Linked DNA regions of Homo sapiens: region 2 is linked to region 1. The links are chromatin loops, found by intact Hi-C in ENCODE. Cell type or tissue: heart right ventricle. All regions are shown on one strand. Each heading gives the region's core, and the rest is flanking DNA. Links, peaks and the distances in the headings are about the cores only.

Region 1 (9,092 bases), core at 452-8,451:
GCTCACACAAAGCCTGTTTGGTGGTCTCTTCACATGGAAGCGCATGAAACTGGCTCTAGCATCAAGTCCCGCTTCCTACCTCAGAATGTTACTTTTAAATTCAACAAATATATCATTGTTATTTTTTTAAAGTTAACATTAGGGAAACTGGGTGAATGGAATATGAAAACTATCTTTGCAAGTTTTCACTAAATCTATAATTATTCCAGATAAAATTTGTTTTGAAAATGACACACAAATATGGATTTTTCTTGCTGTATCATCTTTACACATATATACATAAAATATTTTTTGTATTTACCAATTGTCATGGTGTAAATATCAGAGGAGTGGTGCATACATATTTGTAGACTTACACATGGGTATATATTTCCTGCTGACCTGAGTTTACAAATTTTTTAGCAAAAAATAATCTATATAAATTAACAATTGATTTTTAGGCAAATTTAAAAAGTAAAAAGCTAAATTTAAAATTGTTTCTTTGGCATGATTAGAAACAATTCATATATTTTCATATATTTTCTATCTTGATTAGCCCCCTTTCAATAAAGTAAATGTTTAGAGTCTGAATCACAGGGAGGTATGATTGTTTTTTATCAGGCCTCATATGTTTATCCTAAAAAATCTCAAGTGCTTTTGAAGGGAACACCTGGAGCTAGAGGAAGAACATTAGCACAACATCAGCTAGCAAGATCATAGCTGACCCATATGGTGTTGACTTGTGTCACATACTCTTCCATAAGGCTCACATATACTAACTCATTTCACCTACATAAGAACCATATGAAGTAGTTGCTATTATTATAATCTCTGTTACTGATGAGAAAATCGAATAATAAAAATTTGCCCAACTTCGCATAGCTAACAAGAGGTGGATCTAGGATTTAAAGCAAGCCAGTCTGGCTCTCAAATTACTCCCCAGTTTGGGAGTTTGGCAATATTTATAACCTAAGAAACAGCTCAAATTTGACATGTGGACAATTATAGGAGCTACTGATATTTTTTAATGGATTGCAATATGGAAGGACACAATTGCTTTCCTTTACTTGCTACTTCAGTATTATGTTTGCATATTGAAACATGGTCCTATTGAGGTTGCTCTTTTAAAAGAGGAAGAACTTTAGCTTGCATGAATTAAATAATTAGTTCAGCAATAAAACCCTATTAATATACTTTAAAATATTAAATAGATGATGGATTTATGGAGGATTAATCAGCAAGAATTTGAGTCTGATGTCCTTAGGTGACTTAAGCAATAGGGATTTTGCCTAAGTCAGAAGTACAGGAGCAGCGTTTGACAATACCCTTTAACATTAACTAAACATGTAGGATTGTTAAATTTGAAAATAGTGACACAGGACAAAAGTGTCTCCTCTGAAGTACCTCATCAATTATGGCAAGGTAATACTCAAACATTCTCCAAAACAATTCAGAAGGGAGGTACTGTTATTATATTCCTATTTTTCTTCAAAATAATGAAAAACATAAAATTAATCCTGGGATACAAAAGGCTATGAAAAATTACACTTACAATATTATAGGAATAAACAACAGTAAAATAGGTAACTATCTTAATTTCTGCCAAGCAAGTCTGGCATCTTAATAGTTAAATTTGCCTCCCCTGACAACTTCAATGGAGAGTTTTAAAATATAATTACAGGGTAAGTGAATATTTTTCAAATTCATTAATTTGAGAAATGTATTCAAGCAAATATCTTTTCTGATAATGCACTTCTTATAAAGAGCCCAAACAGAATTCCCTTGAACCTGGGTAGGGTAAGGCTATTACAAACACCACACCTGTATTAGTCTGTTTTCACACTGGTGATAAAGACATACCCAAGACTGGGGAATTTACATAAGAGGTTTAATGGACTTATGGTTCCACATGGCTAGGGAGGCCTCACAATCATGGTGGAAGGTGAAAAGCACTTCTTACATGGCAGTGGCAAGAGAGAGCTTATGCAGGGAAATTCCCGTTTTTAAAACCATCAGATCTTGTGAGACTCATTCATGATCATCATGAGAACAGCACAGGAAAGAGCCACCCCCATAATTCAATCACTTCCCACCAGGTTCCTTCCATGACACATGGGAATTGTGGGAGTTACAATTCAAAATGAGATTTGGGTGGGGACACAGCCAAACCATATCAACAACCTTTCCCAAAATTATCTTGGCAGTTAGTGATCATTTACTCTTACACATGATGTAGTAACATCAGCTTGTCAAGTTTCATAAGAAAACCTATTGAGAGGTTGACTTAAATTCCATTTAACTTATAGCTAATTTGGTGGGAAAATTGCTGTCTTTATAATATTGTCTACTTTATATAAAAATCATAATTTTTATCCATGTATTTATGACTTCTTTAATAATCTTCAGTAATGTTTAATCATTTTCTTAATATAGGGTTGAAAACATTTTGGTATATTCATTTCCATAAACGTTGTGCATTATATTGAGAAGTATACGACTTCTGTTTCAATTTTTTAAATTTAAAATTGTGTTATATGGAAACAATATTGAATATTTCATCTTTTAACTTTGTTTAACTTATTATTTCTAGAAGTTTTTTTTTTTTTTTTTTTTTTTAAGTAGACTTACTATGTGGATAATGAAAGCCATAGTCACCGGCAACGGTTTCTGCCTTCTTTCTTGTGAGAAGAGCCTCAACATATTCCTTAATTCCAAACTCACAGCCTGGCTCCAAATGACTATCTAATACAGAACAATTATTTTTGTCATTGCTCTGCAGAATCCAGGCTTTCAGCCATATCTGCCTGTTCCCAAACTTGGAATTCAGAAGACAAGGCGCTCAGCATGACTCACTGATATATGTTTCACTGCCAGTTAGTGTCAACGGACTATCTTGTGTTCGAACAAGAACATGATATTCTTAATATCTTAAATTTATATGTCTTATAATTGTTTTATGTGTTTTATGAAAACGAAGTTTAATGCATGAGTTTAGAAAACTAAAATGAGCAGAAATGCCCATGAAACTTATCAATTATCATTCGATAATAATCAAATCTTCACAAAGTTCTAAAATCTTTATTAGAATAGGCTAAATTTAACATCATCCCGCAGTGGAAAGAGCTCTGGAATAGGAGACAGATTAATATGTTACTTTAGGAACTGTAGTCTCTGCCTTAGCTAACATTTTTGTGGTTTTTCAGTTTCTCATGTGTAAAATGAAAGTAGAAATGGTCTTACAGGCTCTTCTAGTTATTACACATTTTATTTAAATGCTCTAAACACAAAATATCTGAATATTCTTATTTTAATGGTCCTTCAATTGAATGTCTAAAAAAACAAATTCACTTGACTGGCAGGAAAAGCTTGATTTAGGTGACATTGTTGGAAATGTGTCCTTTCTACCTCTGTAAGTACTGAGGTTTACACTGGTTCTATAGGTCATTAAGTGCTGGCATCTAATAAACTATCTGAAAATAAGAGCTGAATTATTTACTGTTGATTTTATAAATATAATAGAATGAGTCCTTGAAATATATAGACTAGGTGTATATATTTGTGTTGTTATTATTGAAAACATTTATACAACAAGATTCAGGGAGGGCTTCAAGGGTGATTCCTGTTAATCTAAAATAAATAATAACATGATCAGCCTCTGAAAATTAATATTAGTTAATTAGAAACCTGAAAAGATTCATGCACAATGGCCATTATATAGCACTTTATATTTAACTGGATATATAGAATTTCGATTGAGTTTGAAATTATAAAAAAGAAATCACTTTTGAAATTTAGAAATCAAAATCCAATGTTAGTAATTAGTTAAAATTATCAACAATTTCTTGAGCCAACATGCTTGGGGAATTGCAAGAAAATGCAAAGGAGAAGAAATATCCCTTACCAAAGTCAAAGATTAGGAAAATGAAAGACACAGTTATTTTATTTTTGTCTTTTTGTAATTTACACCTCTAACATTAGATTGAAAAGCTGCATTACAGACACCTGCTTCAGTAGAGTCATTGTTTCCATGGTGCCACTTTCCATCACCTATTTTTAATAGTTTACACAACAAGATCAAGGGTGTCCCAGCTGTTACTGCCACTGTTGCTTAGCAACCTTTAAATCAGAGTTCAAGAAGACAAAGAATCATGCTTGAAAAATTTCTCAACTGTCTGTTTTATGCACCCACGCCCCTGCTTTCTTCATTTTGCACCATTTTTCACTGTTTATACTCGGATGCTCTGGTTTTTTTCCATTAATTCAATATTCTATATATGAATTCACAACTCCGAGTGCTACTGGAATCAACTAAATATTTTTGTTGATTTTCAAAAGGTAATATATATGTTCAACTACAGGCTACCTCCAATAGAAAATAAACAGATTTAAAATATTTACTTTATTTTATTCATCAGAATGGGAGGTTGTTTCAGGTCTTCATTATCTGCTGCCAGACTATAACATTGCTGTGCCTGAGAGTCTGGTGAAATGACACACAGATCAATGGCCAGAGATTCACTGCCTGCAGAGAATTACAATACCCCCTTGTGCATTCTGAAATCTAAATATTATCATCCACAAAGGACAGAGAAGTCAAAAATCTGTAAGAAAACAGAGAAGTTAGCGAACTTTGAACTTGGAATACCTGACTGAGACAGGTTGATATCAATTAATAAAAACAGAAAATATTTTCTAATATTTCTGTAAACAATGAGAGTTTTTTTCCTCAATAGTAATTGTTCAGAAACCAATGGCCCATCTGTCTAATTAATAGATTAGTAAGCACAAATCAACAATGTGGAACGTACATAAAAATAGAAAAAAATCTTAATTTTGCATTTGATATCTGTAATAAGATAGGAACTCTCAAATCATAACCAAATATTCCTGAATAATCCATATAATAAGAGGAATATAATGATAGGATTCATGGCTGGAGATTTTATTAACCTGTATATGTGTGAGCAACTGTTTACCATACATCTCTCACAGAGTTGATCCAGGTGGGTTTTACCCCTTTGGTTAGAATGAACGTTCTGTTCCATAACATACATGCCCAATGACATGGTCCACACTGACCCAATTATTTAAACTCTTGGATTTTCCTTTGACCCTCTATTAAATAAACACAAACCTATCATATTATTATTTTTTAATTTTCAGGTTTGATCATTACATTATTATTTTCTGGCCCTTTTCTAAATTCTGCTAAATCCTTAGGTATCTGTTTGTTGTTTGCTGTTGTTTCCAAATCACTAAACCTCATTAAATTTATTTAAATTACATACTTTTTGTCCTTCTGATTTCTTTGTTATGTCTCACTTCTGTTATCTTTTGATTCTTATTTTCTCCTGCAAATATAAATACATGTAACTGTTTAATCATTAATTCACTATTTTTGGTCATTTCTTACTGAAAGCTAAGTATGCAATGACAACGGATTTGAGTTAGATACCTGAAAAAGTAACCAGTATGTTGTCCAGGATAAAAGAAGTGCTCCTATGGGTTATGGAGAATACAAAGTACAAGGTCCCTAATAACTGTGTAAATTGTAAAGTGTTTAAATTTACCTGAGACATATAAGATCCTTAGGTAGAAACTGAAGTTTAATCTGTGCTGATATGGCTATTAAGTACTGATGCAGGATTTTTCTCAGCTCCTTCACTGGACTCGTGGCAAGGTTGCCCCGTTCACTTGGTCCACTGTGCTCAGCCCCTTGTGGGAGAGAGTACATGAGCAAGTGAGTGTGGGATCCAGCAAACATAGAAGCAAGTTCTGTGTAGGGCCCACAGTCAGACTAGGCATGTTGCCTTAAGGGGAATGCAGTGGCACCCAGGTGAGGATGCCAATGACCCCAAAGAGACTGGAGAGGTTGTTACAGTGCTCATTTACTTTCCCTGTCCACAGTCCAACAGACGGCAGTATGTTAGCAGCTCTGTTGGCCCCTTGTCTCATCCCATGGGGCAGCTGCCCTCCACTGACAAAGGCAAAGGGTCAGTGTGATAGCCCTATCTGGGTACCCACACTCAGGGGCCCCAAGCTCTTGTCCTGTGTCCAAGAAGGGTAAGGTTATGTGGATCATTAAGCCACATGGATGAAGGCAGATAAATTTATTGAGTGATGAAAATGGCTCTCAGTGGAGAGGGGAGCTGGAGAAACAGGTGAAGGGCAGGTCATCTTCCCCAAAGTTAGGCTGTCTCCTCCTCTACTGACTGAGTCTTGGGTCTTTAAAGGTGCAGGATGAGAAATGCATGCTGATTGGTTTGTGAGTAGGCAAAAAAGGTTAAAGTGAAGGGAACACTGAAAGCTGGGCACAACAATATGGAAAGGGTAAGTCTATGTAAAATAGGTGGAAAGTAAGGATCAGTCAGAGGAAAGTGTGCCAAAAGGGAAGACAGGTTCTTAATCCTGTCTGAGGATTTAGCTTGCAGCTTGGCTTTCAGGCTTTAAACTGTCTTTGGCTTGGAGGTGGAGTTTCACCAGATACATGCCCCTATCTGCCTAGACATTTGTCTGCCTCCTGCCTCTATCATTTCCCCCTCTGAAGAAGTACATCTAACTTCCATTAGAATAGGGACAAAGACCAGTCTTAATGGCTTCCTGTTGACAGGGGTCACTGTTTTGGGAATACAGCAGTCAGATTTCCCTCAGAGGCCCATCTAAGGTTCCCTTGTAAAAGGGAGCCATTGTTTGAACCTCTGGTTTCATGACTGTTTGGAGTATGACTGCCTGAAGGCCAGAAGAGACAAACCAGGTTATTACAAGATATGTATCAAAACAAAACAAGGCAGGGGTAGGGACAGCTCAAAAATCCCGAGACTGCTTTTATGCACAGATAACTGGTGGCTATAGTTAAGCCTACTAAGATTTGGGTGCATAGGACTTGGCTTTGGTTAGCTCCCTTTGTCTTATTTTCCCAAAGAAACCTCTGGGTGATGGGCATCCTGTTTACTTCAATTACCTGGCAAGATTTGCAGAATAATGGCTCAGAACTAGAATATTGATCCAGATTTTTACATTACCTATCCCTTTTGTTTTTCTCCTGAGCTGCAGCTGTAGATCACTGGTTGGTTCACAGGAATAAGCATCATTAGTGTAAAATGTAGGCAAAAACTTAAAAACAAGTAATGAGACTAGAATTTAATGACAAGCATATAAGTTTTGAAACATAATTTTCTCTCTCCAATCCTCAGTTTTGCTAAAAACAAATCATTATAGGAATGTGTTGTTTGTAAAATAAACCTTAGTCTTATGCTTGACCTGATTATTCACATAAAGTGTGGCAAGAATAACTATCTTTCACATAGACTTTTTAAATTGGCTTTGATGGAACTCTGTTCCACAAGGAATCTCAGATAAAGCTGAGCCCACAAGGGCTTGTACCCTCAAATAAATATGAGTTGGGTAAATTCCTCTCTTCTTGAGGTTTCAAGATAACAAGTGGCTCCTGGGCCTGTTAGAAAGTGACATTCTTTACTTACCACAGGCTTGCAACCCTATGCCAAAACTGTGAAGACAAGGTGTGAGGCCAGTTTTCCCCAGGGGTTTTTATTGACTCTGCAAGTCAAGCTTGATTCCTTAAAGGAAAGCACACCTTTCCAGTCAGAGCCTTGGTAAAACTACCAGTTTCTCCAATTGTGTCCTGCTGCAGAGGAAAATAGATTTTTATTGCACTGATGCAAATAACTATATTGCCATAAGTTAAGAATACTCATAAATAGTTTTGAAATTCTGGAGAAGCCAGGCCAAGAGAAACAAATATGCTCCAAATTTTGTTCACAGGAAAATAACTTAATTGTTAAAAACTCTTGATAGTTCAAAAGAAAACTTTCCTTGACTCTGAAAAACAAAACAAGAATCAGCAAGATTTTAAGAAAAAGTTAAAAAAGATTATTTCAGTTTTATATTAGTTCAGTCCATTCCATTAACTCTTGTTCGGGTTGATATTCATGAACATTTTAGCTCTTCATGAGTATTATATGTTTTTCCTCTGTTCCATCATCACAATCTCCAAAGTTATTAGAAACTTGCATTTGAGAGCACCAATCAAAGTCCTATAGCTGATTATAAACTGTCTTTTGAAAAGGATGAAAACAAGACAACAATTGTCTGTGAGTGACATAATGTCTATGGGTGGTGACAATCAAAAACATGATTGACATAGAAATTTGATTATTTCTGTGGTTTACAATAACTTAACACAAGAACCTAAATTATGATTGATACTATATACTAAGACATTAGAATTTTAGAAATTTCATACAATTTTGGAACATACATTAATCTTCTATTATATAACCTAATGAATATTAAACTTTATTTTTATTTTGGCAATCCCATGTAACTAAACATATCAAATAATCCTGTTTTCCTCTCTTTTGGATGCTCCAAGGGACCTCTGTAGAATTCAAAAGTTAGGGGTCAGAGAAGACAATTTTTGAAGATGAATTTTTATTTTGGGAAGGCTACCAAACAGGTTAAAATTTTAAAACACTTGATATTATGAAATAGAAGTCTGCATTACCATAAGTCATTTATTTTAGCCAAAATGTTGACTCAAAAATTTTAAAACAAGGCAAAACTTTTATTCATTAGGAAGAAAGACTTGATTCCAAACAATCTGTCTTTAAAATTACATGAAAATCCTGTTCAAGAGAGAGAAGGCCAAATTTTACTCTTGCATGAGTCTACTATTAATGTCAACCCCATTTTTTAAATGAGACTTTATAGATAATTTTATCCTATCTTAATCAGTTTGACCATGAGGTGAGAGTCTTATAAACCTTTGATAATCCTTTACAAATTTTTGTTAATATGTTCACACACAGAATTTCTTTTACAACATTAATTTTTGCAAAGTTTTCTCAACTTATTTAAACATTTAGCTTTATCTTATCTAATTTAAAACAATCCTCTAACCCTCTAAACTAGACAAAAATTTACATTCCCATGCCTTTTTATAATCTTTATCTAAAAACACATTTTACTTCTCTCACACAACTTGCATGTAGATCTATTTTCAGTAGTCTCAATTACATGTTATAATGGTAATTCTGAGCAATTTTAAATTTTAATGTAAAATCTGATAAGTTATTTCAATTATATACTAGGTG
Region 2 (9,092 bases), core at 644-8,643, 300 kb before region 1:
TGCTCCCTGGGCTGCGGTCACTCATATTGTCTCAGAATAAGCCTCTAAATATTTTATGGAGTTTGTTTTTTCCATCAACAATCTGAACAGATAGGCCTTGCTGGGTTCTCTCCTCAGTCTGTTCTTATTAGATCATACCCTTTTTGTCCAATCACAGTTTTACACAGTTGTCCATTCTTCATCAACTCTAGGGATAAAGATAGTTTTCCTAGGGTCTTTGGTCTTCATTCTGAAAGCTTCCATAGTATGTAAATCTGTTATGCCTTTCTTTTATTAATCCATGTTTTGTTATAGTCATGTTGGCTGTGACCCTTATAATGAGGAGGAAAGATCACCCACCCCCTTTCCATCTTTACACTATCCTTAATCATTTTAGTGCATTAACATTCAGGATATTAACAAGGTTAAAGTAGAAATTAGTATCAAATTTTGTGACTGTTAATATTCTTTAAACTAATCTATACCTTTGGAAATCAGAATAGTAGTTATCTGGAAGGCACAGCCAGAATATGGGAGGTGCCAAAGAGGGATTCTGTTTTCTGATATTAATTCATTCTTTGATCTGGGTCTGGATACACAGATGTAAATCATTAATCTGTGTGATCATCTGCTGTTCACTTTTCTGTGTGTACATATTACTTTACTAGTAAGTTTATATATATAAAAAAATGTTCCTTTGCAGCCACTTTTCCAAACAGAAGTTAAAATGATAGAGAAAATTAGATTTCTTATTCAAGTTAGATTATTCTGGGATATTTTAATAAAATAAAGGCAATAAGCTCTATGAAAGATAAAGTAATATGGACAATACAATATTAAATGTCAACTGAACTGCTGCATTATTCTCTTTTTAATTTTTAAAAAGGAGAAGGCTGGCATGAAAACAACCAGTGCTTGAGGATAACTTTATAATTTATGACCTTGTGCAAGATTATTGTCTGCTAAGTCTTTCTTAAAATAGATGCAAATATATGAAACAATTTTAAGAAAGATTTTTTAGTCAGTAATATTCTTTGTTAAGTGTGATTATATAATCATATTATTCTAAATAATTATATTATTTCATAATTTACAATGTTTTATATATAATATAATTAGAAATATAATATACTTAGATGTAATATTGTAAATAATTAGGATAACCGATCGTTATTATTACTTGTTGACAAAACTCAATTTTGGAATCTTTCTACTTTCTTCAATATTGACAGAATGTCTCATATTAACTTTTGAAAATGATTTATTAATTAATTTTGAAGACTGCACAACTACATTAAGCCCTCTTAATCAAAATATTTTAAAAATGTTAAGCTATTTTTTTTGAGACAGTCTCATTCTGTTGCCCAATAGTACAATCATAGCTCACTGAAGCCTCAAGTGCCTGTGCTTAAGCCATCCTAGTGCCTCAGCCTCCTAAGTAGGTAGAATTACAGGCATGCACCACCACACCTGGCTAATTTTGAAAAATTTTTTGTAGAGATGGGGTCTCACTATATTGCGCTGGCTGGGCTTGAACTCCTGGCATCAAGAAATCCTCCTACTTCGGCCTTCCAAAATGCTGGAATTAAAAGTATGAGTCGCTACACCTGGTCAAAGCTGATGATAATATATTGAACTATTAATAACTTGATGGCAAATATCTTTATATGTTTATAATGTGTAAAAATTTAATGAAGAAAATGTGACTTGTTTGGGGTAACCATGATAAAAGAACAATTCAAATGCCTCACATTATATTATGATTTCTTTTTTTATCTCAGCTTTATTGAGGCATAATTGAGTTATAAAAATTTTATATATTTATGGCCGGGCGTGGTGGCTCACACCTGTAATCCTAGCACTTTGGGAGGCTGATGCGGGCAGGTCATAAGGTCAGGAGATCGAAACCATCCTGGCCAACATGGTGAAACCCCATCTCTACTAAAAATACAAAAATCAGGTGGGCATGGTGGCACGCACCTGTAGTCCCAGCTACTCAGGAGGCTGAGGCAGGAGAATTGCTTGAACCTGGAAGGCAGAGGTTGCAGTGAGCTGAGATTGTGCCATTGCACTCCAGCCTGGTGACAGAGCAAGACTCCATCTCAAAAAAGAAATATATATATATATATATATATATTTAAGACATACAACATGATGTTTTGATATATGTATACACTGTGAACTTACTGCCACTATAAAGTAAATTAACATATTCATCATCTAACATAGTCACAGTAGGGGCCAAGGCCCTTGGCCCCTGGGGGCTCACTGAAAATGTCGGACGTGGCAGATTGATTAACACGAGAAAAGGCATCCAAATTTATTTAATATGTATATTAAAGCATTCAGAATAAAGACCCAAATTCCTAATGAGGTACAGAAAATTATATGTCATCTCAAGGTTACAGAAAGAATGAAGGCTTGGATCCTGGTAAAACAGGTTATGAGAGATGGGGGAGGAGAAATTCTATTGAGGGGCATAACTGATTACTAAAAAGAGTGATTGGATCTGGAACAGAAATTAACATGTGAATAGTTCTCTCTGGAATGTAAATGATCCTTGGAGACAGTAATTATCTTGAAAAAGGGTCTGTTCAGGTATGGTTACATTTTTGGTCTTCTTTCCTGTCCTGGATAATGAAATAACAGGTAGAACAGGAATAATAACAAGAACAATGTTCTCATTCCCCTTGGTGGGTCATCCTATCTTCATGTAGATGGGAAAGTCTCTTCCAGAGCCTGTTGATCTGTAAGAATTTTTAATTTAAAATAGCCATTACTCCAGAGAGCCACATTTTGGGGTAAAATGTTATAATTTCCTTCATTACCGTTTGTGTGTGTGTGTGTGGTAAGAACATGTAAGATCTATTCTCTTGGCAAATTTGAAGTATACAATAGAGTGTTATTAACCATAGCCCACCGTGCTGTATTAGAGCTTCAGAATTATTGATCCTGCATAACCAAAAGTTTATACCCTTTGACTAACATCTTCCCATTTCCCTCTCCTCCAGCTCCATATCCCTTCCCCTAGCCTCTTCCCTCCCCAACCCGAACCCACCATTTTTCTCTCTGCTTCTGTGAGTTTGATTTCTTTAGTTTCCACATACAAGTGAGATCATGTAGCATTTGTCTTTTTGTGCCTGGCTTATTTCACTTACCATAACATCTTATTGAAAGTGCCCCTATAAACTTTATAAAATTAATCAGGGAAAGAGAAAGGGAGAAATAAAAGTAAATCATTTTTGCAGCACATTCAGTATAAATCATTAAGTCAGTTTACTCTCTGACCTGCTTGGTTTGGTGCCTATTGTCCTAGAATCATGTAGACTGTGTTGCAAGATTATAATTCTCCTTAACTGCTCTATAGATAATAACTTGAACACTTTGAAATGTTAAATTTTCTCTTTGAGTTATTCCTTCAGGTCCTGCATACTGATGAAAGTACTGACATCAGCTGGTCAAAATGATCCTGCAAGAAGCCAGCTCACCAAAGAATGCAGTTTCTGTATCCTGATGATTTCACCCTCCTTACACTGACAATCAATGACTTCAATTTTCCAGCCCCTGACATTCCATGATCTCCTTAAAAAACCCAACCTAGAACTTTTTGGGGAGATGAATTTGAGGAGCTCCTCCTCTCTCCTCATTCAGTGTCCTGCAATCATTAAACTCTTTCTCTGCTGCAAACTTTGCTGTCTCAGCTTAATGGATATGTTATTGCACAGCAGGCATACGAACCTGTTGTTCCTATAACACTATGATTCCTATCCATCAATCAATCATATTTATATTTTAAAAATAGAACCAACTCTTGCTTGAGGGACTTCAAGACAGAAATATCAGGGAGTTCCATATGATAAAAAAAAATGCATGCATTCCTTGTTCCAGCCATTCATTACTTTCTCACCTGAAATATACATTGAACATTTTTTTTCCAAACTAAATTCCTAAAATTGTCTATCTACATCAAAAACCCTCCCTAAGATAGGGTTTTACAGAGCAAATCACTTTGCAGAGGAACATCAGAACATGTGTTTCCTATCGCCATGATAACAAATACTTACAGAAGAGCCAATGAAAAGCTATAGTAATTCAAGTGAAGTGGAGATTTTGAGTAAATGTCTAGATTGCTCATTCACAGCTCTGGGCTGAGTAGAGTTATCAGCCAATAAAAACTTACTGCCTGGTTTCTTTGCTTTGTCATTCCATGTACCTATAGCAGTGTTAAGCTTCCCCTCTGTGCTGGACAAGCAGGTTTCACTGTAGTAGTCACTGCAGTGCATGCCTGGAAAGCCCATCTAGGGCGTATACACCAAACTGCTAGCAAAATAGGGCTGGATTGGAATTAGAAGCTTGATTTTTTTTTTTTTTTTTTTTTTTTTGTCCAGGGAAGGAAACAGTACACAGCCTAGAAGTTTTTTCATCTTCATTTAAAAATACAGATAAAATTTAGCTGCTAGAGCATTGCTCAATCCCCCACCATCTCAATGAATTCATACTGTGTAAATATTGTGATCTTAATAAATAAATACCGAAGCACAGCTGGCGCCTGTAAGATATCACTGTTGGGTTGCTGTGGCCCTGTTATCACCAGAGGGTGTTGCTAATTATTCTCGGAATTGAGGCCCTGGCATTCTAGGGGAAAGGAAAGCAGAGGAAAGTCAACAGAGGTTGAAACAAAAATAAAACATTGTTTGTTTCAGTCCATAGCAAGGGCATTCTACCCTTGTGAAAATCAGAAACACATATAGTATAGGTATGCAACTGTCTTTTCTCTGTAAAAATGATTCAACAACACTATTTATTTCAGCCCTTGATTGCATTCCAGCTGATTAAAATTCACACCACTTGTTTGTAAGGGCAAGAGGAGATAATTGGGGTGTTCAAAGGACAGCGCAGGAGAACCTGGATGTTTTAAATGAATGAGTTTACCAAGAGAAAGAATGTTTTTTTCTTCCCCCTTGCTTTCCTGGCAGGTGTGTTAATGACCTAGCTTTGCACATTGCACACACAAGAGGTTCATTGCGTGTATCTGTCTTGACTTGAGAAAGCAGATGCTGTTTAGACATATGTCAAGTGGAAAAGAAGCTGCATATGAATTGCTATGTTCTTCTTTTGAAAATGCCATGGTTAATTTTTAATTGCTGGTAGCAAGGTAGACCTGATGACCACAGCATTCCACTCAGATAGAGTTTGTGCTGGCTCATCAGATTATTGCTGCCTCTCAACTAATTTATTTGACTTTGAGCCCAACAGTAAGCAGAGAGTACTGTTAAAGAGCTTCTGGCACTGTGGTGTTGTGTTAAAGAACCTGTTCTCATTTACTGCTCTCAGCATTTCATTGAACAACAGGGAGGTGTGGCTTCAGAAAATACAAATTACCATAAGTAGAAATCAGGTTCTTTCTTTTAGTTCTTCCCACATCTCTTTTCTAGTCTTCCTCTTGGCAACCCTCTTCCACCATTGTTAAAAAGATTTAGAGTCTAAGACAAGATGATTTGGAGCCAGTTGTTCCTGTGATTCTCAATGAGGCATCTCTGTCCCCTACAATCTATTACAAGGCCTGAGACTGTTGGCAATCCCCTGCTGCTTTATTCAAGAATGCCTCAACTGGCGGCATTCTGGAGCTTTTCTAGCCCAGGGAAGAAAAATGTTCAATACTTACTGAAAGTGTGGAGAGATTTTTGTCCAGCAATGTATGCTTAAAAGACACTCGAATTGTTTCATAGTTCTTATTCTTGCCTAGATTGTTTAGCCAAAATCATTCTCCATGTGATTGTGTATTCCAAATAAATTCATAAACCAGATAATAAAGCTATTAATGCCTGAAAGAGATTGCATTTGTTTTGACTAATTCTATCTAAATGTTGTTTCTACAGTTGCCTGCTTGAGTCACTATATTAGCAAAGTGATATTCATTTCAATTAAACAGGGAAAGCAGCACTCTCAGAACTAGCATCTTGCATGATTTTCAGGCATAACAAACACTGATGTCAGGGGGACAATTCAAAAAAAGGCAGCCAACATCATTAACTTAATGAAATTATGATCACAATATGTGATATTTTGACAAGGCCAACAGTATTTCTAAATCAGATCTCAAATGGACCAAACTATTGTCGCTAAAATTTAAATTATAGACCTTCCACCTCACTTCTCCCAACTCTCAATTTGATCTTGACTTACTCTTCTTTCAGGTTCACTTCCTTGGCTCTATTACCCTGACTTTAATCCCAACCTTTGGTTCCTCTGAACTGCACTCTTCCTAATTCTCAATAGCATTTGTTTGTTTATTTCTTATTTCAGTTGTTGTTGTCTTAAATTGATTTTCTGGACTCTAATTCCTCTCTCAGTCAGAACTCTCTGAGTCCGTCTGAGCCATAGGGAATCCAATATTTGATCATATTTCTAATTTTGTTATTAGTAGCCAGTACAACCTTGACTGTGGGAAGTAGTAATTTTGGAAATTTAGATGTATTCTAGTTCAAATGTTTTCCAACACAGGCATCACATATAAAATTGACCCACTAATTACCCCAATAAGTCTCTGCGTTAAGTGCCTGCAAAGATAGAAATGCCATTACTTTCCAAATGCAACTCATATCATTTTGGAAAACCCTCATTATAGCAAATCCTTATTTATCTCGAGCCACTATCTTTCTCCCCGATGGTCCTCTACTCCAGCGACATGAAATCAACGTGAGGTTTCTTTGAATTAATCATCCTTCAACTATTAGAAAAGTATTTTGTTTCCATAAAACTATTTTCTTTCTAGGAAAACATCCTTACATTTTCAATAATTCTTCAAGTAATTTAATATTAAATTTCCTCTCCTCATCACTCTACAAATATTTCAGTTCATTAGCTTCCTTCTTAAAATTCAATTCCCAAAGTAAACACAATTAGAACGAACTGAGTATCCTTTTAAGAATTCTTAGTGTCAAGTATGCTTAGCATATAAAAGAAAAATATTTCAGGAAATAGGTGTTGGGATGCAGAAAGAAGACATGGCAATCTACTTGTTCTGACAGACCATCTGCTTGTTCTATAATCTCAATCTCAGGTAAAATCTTCAAAAACATCATTCATATCTATGTAAGTGGATTGCCGTAAGAATTAGAAATTACAGGTAGTAGTAATTAGTTTTATATTAGGTACGTAGTAATGATGAAGATGTTGATAGCACAATTATCTCCTTTTGTTTTGAATCAAATATTTTTGACATTGATGTCTAATATCCAATTAGAGATTTTTGTTCCTTTGTCGTTTTGTTATATTTTTTTAGCACTCATGTTGTATGAGATCAGAGAAGAGACTTCGTAACTTTCTGGATTCACAGAACCCTCAGTCTCTCAATATTTTTTTCACACTGATTACAGGACAAAAAAAAAACCCCAAAAAGCTAACAGTTATGTTTAGTAAGTAGAAAGGTCCAAACAACAATTATTTTTGTTCTAAGAACACAGTATCCATTTGAAAAAATAATAGACCTGAATTGAAAAAAATACATACTTATTTTATTTTTAAATAACCAAAATTACTTACTAGTGGGATGAATGCACAAGTTGGGCACTGTACAACTTTTCAAACGTTGGAGAGTACCACCCTCATTTCCTATAGTACTTGCTATAGATCACAGCAAAAATTTAAATCCCACCTTTGTAAATATGACATTTTCAAAATGAATGTAGAAAAATCTAATGTCTAGTGGTTTGTATGATATATCTGTGGTTTCCCCTGAACATTTAAAATATCCTGTGACATCTCCATGAATTTCTTTGTTAGAAAGGTCACAGACAGGTACAGAATTACAGGGATTATATTTGCGAGTTTTTGTTTGGGGACAGGAAGGAGAGCTTAAGAATCATAGGCATGAAGTTTACTAACATAGCCAGTTTGTTTTTTAATGTATTAGCTTTGATGAACACCAATCATCCCTGCAGAGATTTGTAATATGAACATAAGAATTTCATCACCCCACTGAGAGGTGACAAAGTGCTAGCAGCCCTCCCTCGCTCTTGCGCCTCCTCGGCCTCGGCGTTCGCTCTGGCTTCGCTCAAGGAGCCCTTCAGCCCGCTGCTGTGCTGTGGGGGCCTTTCTCAGGGGCTGGCCGAGGCCAGAGCTGGCTCTGCTCGAGGGGAGGTGTGGAGGGAGAGGCACGGGCGGGAGCTGGGGTTGCAAGCGGCACTCATGGGCCACTGCGGGTTCCAAGTGAGCGCGGGCTGGGCAAGCCCTACACTAGGAGCCACCGGCCAGCGCCTGCTGGGCTTGATCAGGGGAAGAGCTCCCTCTGGGCTGCCAGAGTGCCCGGGCTAGGTGCTGCAAAGTCCCACAGCCAGTGCCATTGAGAGGTGAAGCCGACTGGGCTTCTGGATGCAGTGGGGATGTGGAGAACTTTTCTGTCCAGCTAAAGGATTGTAAATGCACCAATCAGCACTGTGTCTAGCAAGAGGTGTGTAAACGCACCAATCAGCACTCTGTGTCTAGCTAAAGGTTTGTAAACGCACCAATCAGCGCTCTGGGTCTAGCTAATCTGGTGGGGACTTGGAGAACTTTTGTGTCTAGCTAAATGTCGGATGGGGACTTGGAGAACTTTTGTGTCCAGCTGAAGGATTGTAAACGCACCAGTCAGCACTCTGTGTCTAGCTAAGGGTTTGTAAATGCACCAGTCAGTGCTCTGTGTCTAGCTAATCTGGTGGAGACTTGGAGAAGTTTTGTGTCTAGCTAAAGGATTATAAACGCACCAATCAGCACTCTGTCAAAACGGACCAATCAGCTCTCTGTAAAATGGACCAATCAGCAGGAGGTTGGTGGGGCCAGATAAGGGAATAAAAGCAGGCCACCCCAGCCAGCAGCGACAGCCCACTCAGGTCCCCTTCCATGCTGCGAAAGCTTTGTTCTTTTGCTCTTGGCAATAAATCTTGCTGCTGCTCATTCTTTGGGTCCACACTGCCTTTATGAGCTGTAACACTCATTGCGAAGGTCTGCAGCTTCACTCCTGAAGTCAGCGAGACCACAAACCCACCAGAAGGAAGAAACTCCAGACACATCTGAGCATCTGAAGGAACAAACTCCAGACACACCATCTTTAAGAACTGTAACACTCACCGCAA

Evidence for each region. A loop is a pair of places that touch in the nucleus more often than their neighbours do. Peaks named below come from ENCODE experiments on the same cell type or tissue, not always from the same donor. Only the 100,000 strongest peaks of a DNase experiment are listed, where the experiment ranks them.
Region 2: a loop joins it to region 1, with 2.6 times the contacts of the local background. A loop is called at or near these places in 2 of 110 quality-filtered maps.

The regions. Positions count from the first base shown.
Region 1 is chr6:141,460,634-141,469,725 of GRCh38, forward strand. No RefSeq gene overlaps it. Among named protein-coding and RNA genes, the nearest start is that of GJE1, 670 kb to the right of the region's middle. RefSeq lists enhancers at 1-165, 6,179-6,889. In heart right ventricle, for the core only: no CTCF peak of the experiment used is centred there; no DNase peak of the experiment used is centred there; H3K4me3 peaks cover 784 bases; H3K27ac peaks cover 5,552 bases.
Region 2 is chr6:141,159,996-141,169,087 of GRCh38, forward strand. No RefSeq gene overlaps it. Among named protein-coding and RNA genes, the nearest start is that of MIR4465, 480 kb to the left of the region's middle. In heart right ventricle, for the core only: no CTCF peak of the experiment used is centred there; no DNase peak of the experiment used is centred there; H3K27ac peaks cover 3,722 bases.